Regions from separate parts of the Homo sapiens genome. Here region 1 is linked to region 2. The links are chromatin contacts, found by Hi-C in ENCODE. All regions are on one chromosome and are shown on one strand. The core of a region is the stretch at or near the end of the contact, and the rest is flanking DNA. Distances in the headings are between cores, read along the strand shown. Region 1 has its middle 53 kb from the start of LINC00399. Region 2 holds the start of LINC03032 (long intergenic non-protein coding RNA 3032).

Region 1 (3,479 bases), core at 363-2,862, 670 kb after region 2:
AGCTAAAGATCTTGAGATGGAGAGAGTATCCTCGGTTATCCAGGTGGAACCAAGGTCACCACAAGGGTCATCATCGGAGGGAGAAGAAGGCAGGAGGTGAGAGTCTGGGGGAGACTTGGGATGGAAGAGGTCACGGTGATGTGATCACAGAATGTGAATTAAGCAATGTGAGGAGGACTCCATTTGCTGTTGCTGGCTTTCAAGATGGAGAAAGGGACCATAGCCATTCTCAAATTTCATGTTTCAGAGTATGGACAAGAGATAGGATTTGATTCAAGATTCAGAAAGAAGAAAATGTTTCAATTATGAGACCATTGCATGCAAGTCTAAGAAACATTATACATCAACTTCTTTGAAGTATCTCCTGGAACAGTGTTTGGAAAAGACAAAATACTAGACAGGACATAAAAATTATTGTATTTCCATTGCTCTAATTTTTTTTGAACTGTCATTTCTGCAGCACACTAAAATGTGATTTAGACACCATTTAGTAGCTTTTCTTTTTTGTAATGTATTCCTTCAGAATCTTCACTCCTCTTTCTTGGATTGTAACTCTTTGACTAGGTAAACTTGTGCTTCCGAGAGTTCTTTATGAAGGGCCAGGGACAGTGGCTCAGTCCTGTAATTCCAGCACTTTGGGAGGCCAAGATGGGAGGATCGCTTGAGACCAGGAGTTCAAGACTAACCTTGCCAACACAGCAAGACCCTATCATGTCTATTAAAAAAAATAAGAAAGAGTTCTTTATGAAACATAATGATTTCCTTTAATAAGAAATACTTTGTAAAGTAGAAGGCATAAAAGTCTTCCCAATTTATGTGTTTAAAAAATTATTAAAGGACACTATATCTTTTTATTTCCAAGATAATTTGTATAGATCAAATTCTATACATGATTTTGGAGACTCCATTTAATTGTGAAATCTGTATTATTGTAAATGCTCCCTTTAAATTGCCAAGGACAGTATATTACTAAAACCCCCCTTTTTTTCCTTATAGTCATATAGATGTGCTGCTCTATAACTAGATTTGGAAAAATGTTACAATTCTTCCTCTTCTGGAAAAAAAGTATTTTCCTTTATTATCCTTTAGTGTCTAAAAATAGGCTGGAATTAAATGTCATGTACCTTTGGAATTCATTTTATAAATACACTTGGTAACTAGGAAACTCACATTGTCATTATTTATAATCTAGGAATTCTTTCCATGGTAACTGTTAGAAGGTCACAATTATTGAGTCACAACAGTGGCTAAGAGGCTATTTAAGAATTCACCAAAATAAGGCGATTGACAGGAGGAGGTAATGTCTGCTTTTCTGATCACCCAAATTAACGAGGTGAGGTCTTACGTTGAAGCAGTGGCTGCATCTTCAGTTCAGTTACATCTTTCCTGCCATGGCCCTTCTTTCAGCCAAGCAATCATGCCAGCATTACCAACCTTTTCTCTCACAGCCCTTGGAGACTCAGTGCCATGAACTTGGATACCATTTATAGTGTTTTCTCTGTCTTGTGACATCATGTGTAGGTTGATTATATTGGCACACAATAGGGTTTCCAAAGCCCAGGATTCAGCTGAGAAGTGGGAGGCAGCCTCTGTCTGGGACTGAGTCTCACACAAGCTCACAGAAAGCTCTCACCGTGTCCCAGAGCCATGCTTGGGGGAGCCTGGGAACAGGCTTGCAGGAGCAGGTCCTTGGTAGCCACCTCTTACTAAGTCTCACAGCAGTGGAGGTTGGCTCTTAAGCAGCCACATAAATATACTTGAAACACCTTCATTTGTTCATTATAATAAACAAGACCTCCTGTCACTAAGCCGGACATCTTATTAATACGTACAGTGCCAGCCTCTGCCCTAACACCTCCAAGACATTGAGAGAATGTTGAATGGACTATGTGGTAATAGAGACAGCAGCTTAATGGAGGCCAGATACCCAAACATGAGCTAAGAGTTTGGCTTTACTCATTATCAGATCTGTGAAACAGGATGTGACCCCAGATTTTAAAGAGTATTTTGCAGTAGTATGCAGAAACATTGGTGTAATCAAACATACACACATATGTAATGTGAATTAAGCATTTTGAGAGTAAAAGTCGTTAAACCTGTAATCAATGCCAAAAAAACCCGTACAACTTCAGAAACATTTCTTGGGGTGAATTACATGGCCCATGAGCTTCTTGCTTAGATTAACTCACCATAATTCAATAGCATCAGCAGTAGCTACCAGGCCCAGCTTGACCCCACTACAGTTTATTATTTAAAGGATACGAATAAGCAGTTCAAACATACACCAATATGAAGAAAAAGAAAGAAGCATAATCTCATGCATAATTAAATCACAAATCGAAATGAGATGCTATTTTTTAAAACCTATCAGATTGGCAAAGATTGGAAAGTTGATCTTTCACACTGTGCACAGGATGTGGGCCAACAGATGGTCTCATTTGCTGTTGGTGTGAGTGTAAGTTGGTGGAATCTCTTTGGAGAGCATTTTTCCAATGTCTGTCAAAATGCAATGCATATTTACTTTGGTCTTCCAATTTTACTTTGGGAAATTTACCTTACAGGTATATTACTATGTCTACATGAAGGCCTGCACCGAATTTTCCTTGTAGCATTATTTAAAATACTGAAAGAAACTGAAAACAGCATAAATGTCCATCAATAGGTGTACTAATCTGTTTTCATGCTGCTGACAAAGACATGCCCAAGAGTGGGAAGAACAATAGGTGTAATGGACTTACAGTTCCACGTGGCTGGGGAGGTCTCACAATCATGGCAGAAGGTAAAAGGCACTTCTTACATGGTGGCGGCAAGAAAGAATGAGAGCTTGTGCAGGGAAACTCCCGTTTTTAAAACCATCAGATCTTGTGAGACTTATTCACTATCATGAGAACAGTTGGGAAAGACCTGACCCCATGATTCAATTACCTCATGCTGGGTCCCTCCCACAACAAATGGGAATTCAATATGAGATTTCAGTGGGGACACAACCAAACCATATCAATGGGAAACTTATTAATTAAATTATGGTGCATGTAGAAAGAATAATTTATAGGTTTTTTTAAAATGTGATAGCTACATTTGTGCTAATATAAAAATTTATTCAGTATATTTTGTTACTTTTTAAAAATTGCACAAGAATGCAAAAATATATTTCCATTTGTATGAAAAAAAAGCAGAAAAACTGCACATTTGAATGTTTAGAACTAGAAAATTTTGAAACATACAGAAGAAAACTATTAATTTTTTTTCTTTCTAAAGATGATGAGTATTGATCCAGAAGAAAAATTTCTGTTTCATTATAGTTCTGCTTTACTCCTTGGGAAAAAATGTACAGTTTACATGTATTTATTTTCATTATAATTAGAAAGTAATTATTAAAAATTGCCTATTTACTGTTGAAGCAAGCCAGGGTATAACTGAAAGACTAGCACAAATAGGAGACAAATTTCAAAAACTGTACATCTTGACTCAGCATTATT
Region 2 (3,791 bases), core at 925-3,424:
TCCTAGTTTCCCTCCTCTTCCCTCCCACGGACTTTGAAGGGGGAATGGAAGTCAGGAGCTGTGGCTGCTAAGACACAGAGGGCAAAGCCCTGGGAACACAGGGCTTCCCCAGCAGCCCCAGCCCGGCTGAGTGGCACGATGGGGATGGGGGCTCTTGCAGGAGCTACTGCCGTGGAAAGAGAGATTCAAAATCGCCGGTTCTGATGGGCAGCGGGAAGCATGGCTCCCATGCTTATTTGGCAGGGGCTTCCCTGGAAGTGGGATTGGACGCATATGGGTTTTGTCAGCACCTTCTTGCTGAGCAGGGTCTGGTGAAGCTGTAGAAGCTGGGGACCTTAAGTCGGTGGCCCTTTGTCAGAGATTCTGAATGGCTACCCCTTTCAGCTGTGATCCACAGAAGGCAGTTCCCGGCTCCTGCTGGGCTCCAGCCCGAGGTCCCTGGGTCCTCCCTGAGTCAAACCTGGGCGGGGGTGTGCTCGCCTTCATGTTCCGCTCTGTTAGAAGGTTTCCAAAGCAGCGCTCTTTGTGTCCCTGGGTTGAAAAAATTCTTTCCTGGAAGAGCTGTTGCAGTTTTAACTTAAGCTTTCTTTTTCCCCTAAGACCCAACTGTGTGCCCACAGGACTGGACTGAGTGGGTGTCTGCAGCCAGCTCCCTGCGGAGTCTTTGTGACCAGTCCAGTTTACACTTGGCTTTCTATTTTCTCAGAAACTGTGGTCTCCCAGGAGTCACGCCAGCTCCGGGAAGGTATGAATTCTATGAATGCTGTGTGGGTCGGTGCCACCATGAACAGGGCATGCCCAGGCACGTCTCACCCCCATGGCTTCCTTAGGTTCACCTGCTTTCCACTGGCAATTTGATTTGGCTGACAGCTCAGGTGCTCTTTATAACTTCTGTGGGGAAAATTAGAACCCTTATCTCATCAATTACATGAGGGAGGGCTTTCTATCAGATACCTCACCCCTTTCACATGTTCTTTAAAAATATCAGCAGAGATGAGTGAAATACTATTAACAACTAGTGGCTCAATCTCATTGACACAGAATGTCCAGACCCCTGATTATTTTCTGTGATGAGTTGAACTGTGTCTCCCGAAAAGTTCATGTCCTAAACTGGGTACCTCTGAATGTGGCTTTATTTAAAAATAGAGTCATTGCAGGTATGATTAGATGAGGCCATATTAGAGTAGGGTGGATTGTAGCCCAATATAACTGCTGTCCTCATGAAAAGAAGAAAACATCGTATGAAGACAGAGATGCACAGGGAGGGCGCTGTGTGAAGATGATGGCAGAGGTTGCAGAGATGCTTAAAGAGCCAAGAACATCAAGGGCCGCCGGCACCACCAGAAGTCAGGAAAAGGCAAAGAGGGTTCCACTCAGAGTCTTGGAGCATGGCCTCCCGATGCCTTGATTTCAGACTTCTAGCCTGCAGGATGATAAGACAGTAAATTCCTGCAGTTTTAAGCCACCCAGTTTGTCCTATTTTCTTACTGAAGCCCTAGCAAATGAATATACCATTTGTTGTGCACACTCACCTAGACTGGTAGATCTTTTATCCCCGTTTGAAGATAAGAACACCAGCCTCAGAGAGGTTGAGCAGTCTATTCAGCATCACACAGCTTTCCTGGAGCTCGAAGTGGTGCTTGGGCTGGTTGCCGTAGTTCTGGTCTCATCGTTTTGTTTGTTTTCTGCTTTTACCAAAAGGTACATTCCCCTGGTCTGTGAAGCAGGCGATGGAAAGGACCAACAAAGTGATTCAACAAAGTTTTGAAGTGTAATTTCCAGACATTAAGTGTTAAAATCAGTTTTGACAAGTGCATACATCCATATAACCCAAATCATGTCAAAATACAGAACTTTCCCATCACCCAGAGGGCGTTCCCATCAATTACAATCCTCCCACCTTTGATCTGACTTCTCTCCCTACAAGTCAGTTTTGCCAGTTCCTGACCTTCGTAGAGGGGGACTCACTCTATCTGTTTGGCTTCTTTCTTCTGCATGGTTTTAGATCGTCCACACTGTTAGGTACTCAGGGAATTGTTTCTTTTTATTGCTGAGTAGTTTCATGATATGAATTCACCGCAATTTGTTTGCCCATTCGCCTGGTGATGGACATTTAGGTTCTTTCCAGTTTGGGGCTATTATGATTAAAGCAGCTATACATAGCCACACAGCCTTGTGGATATTGTTCCTTTTGTCTCGGGTAAATACCTAGAAGTGGAATTGCTGGGTTACACAATGCAGGTTTATTTAACTTTATAAAGCAACTGAGAAACCATTTACAAAATAGTGAAATCATATGAAGATGAAGGCATGTCTGCTTGCTGCCCTGTGACAGCCCCCTCTTCCTCCTATGACACAGCACAGTCTAATCATGGTGAGAAAGTGAAATGGGTGCATTTGGCTTGGTAACTTGCTGATTTACAACCACACACAGATGGGTCCATGCAGGTGCTGGTTTTCACTGTCGTGTTTCGTAGACATCTCTAGACCTACATATTAAAGTCTCTGGAGGGACAAAACTAATATGGGAAAACTTAGAAATACAGTTTTATTTAAAGATAGAATTTACTTAAATATAGAATTTGTACCTAAACATAGAATTGTTTTACTTAAATATGAAATTTGTTTTACTTATAGAATTTTACTTAAGTATAATATTTGTATTTACTTAGCTATAGAATTTACTTAAATATAGAGTCAATTTCCTTGATTTCAAAAATAGCCAGCTCCTTTCCATAGAATTCACAGGTCGCAGAAGCTACCATTAGAAAATAACATGGATTTAGGGATCTTCTTGGCGTTTCCGTTTATCAAGCACATTCGCAGAATGGGCAGTTTCTTCCACATTCGATCTTACAGAAGGCTGTGGAGGACAACAGAGTAGAGAAACAGCAGGTCGTGTCTCTAAGGAGCCTGGCACAACTGCTAGTGGGGAGAGGGGAGAAGGATGGAAGAGGGTGAAGGAAGAGACGCGGGGAGCCAGGGGGAGCGGCAGGGAAGGGCCAGGGGAGAATGAGACGAAGTCCAAGAGAGGTGAAGAGGGGAGAAGCAGGAGACACGGATGCTGTGGCATAGAAGAACATGGACTGCTAGTGAATCACTCACAGAAGGTGACTCACAGAGACTGGGTCAACATCTCAGGTGGGTGCCACATAAACGTGGTGAATGGCGTGGCTTACCCCATCACTGCGTCAGGGACTGACCAGAGGACACAGAGGTGTGCCCTGCACACGCCACAATGTGTGCACAGTGTGGGGGTACAGTGAATGTCCGCAGCGGGGGGCTGGGTTTCATCTTCAGCTTTGTGGATGATGAATTCTTGATTGGGAAACCCAGCATCTCCCTGATGCCGACTACTCTGAAGATAAAACATCCACAGGGCACAGCAAGTCCCCGATTAAGGTTTTCATTGCAAGGTGGAATGTTGCCCCTTGGGTAACCGTGTGTCCCCAGGGATGGCAGAATGCCACAGCACACAGCACCTGAAAGAGACCTTGCCTCGCAATGTGGTGGGGCTGGCCCTGAGCACTGACTCTGTAATAACCAACTGTGAACCTGGGGCTGCGCCTCTGCCTCTCTATGCCTCAGTAGGTTCTTCTATGAAATGGTCATTATAATCATGGAGTATACAACATAACACAAACCACTGAGCCGTGTCCCCAGCATACAAGGTATGCTCCAAGGACACCAGCTCTTATTATCAATACTTCTCTTTACTCTTTTATTATCATGAGAGGAGTAACAGGAACACTTAGCGCTTAGCTACAAAGCATTCTATCTTTAGAAAGTTT

Evidence for each region. Hi-C counts contacts between places; a loop is a spot of excess contacts on that map. Pooled maps may share reads with other maps.
Region 1: a loop to region 2 is called in a map of ascending aorta, with 2.5 times the contacts of the local background. The contact joins the enhancer-like site here to the promoter of LINC03032 in region 2. A Hi-C loop is called at or near these places in 2 of 168 maps with a recorded cell type or tissue (aorta and ascending aorta) and 3 of 50 pooled maps.

What each region holds. Positions count from the first base shown.
Region 1 is chr13:109,452,449-109,455,927 of GRCh38, reverse strand. No RefSeq gene overlaps it. Among named protein-coding and RNA genes, the nearest start is that of LINC00399, 53 kb to the right of the region's middle. RefSeq lists an enhancer at 1,000-1,275. Within about 2 kb of position 1,612, at least 2 of the 41 ENCODE cell types and tissues checked have a DNase peak (open chromatin) inside an H3K27ac peak, as active enhancers do; they include ascending aorta, where a contact is called at or near this core.
Region 2 is chr13:110,120,085-110,123,875 of GRCh38, reverse strand. LINC03032 (long intergenic non-protein coding RNA 3032) reads right to left here and starts at 2,174. Exons shown (of 3, transcript NR_148221.1): 1 at 1,949-2,174; 2 at 1,533-1,716; 3 at 1-1,423. All of the region lies in intron 1 of LINC03082 (long intergenic non-protein coding RNA 3082), which reads left to right. RefSeq lists enhancers at 291-1,490, 1,973-2,072, 2,727-3,226.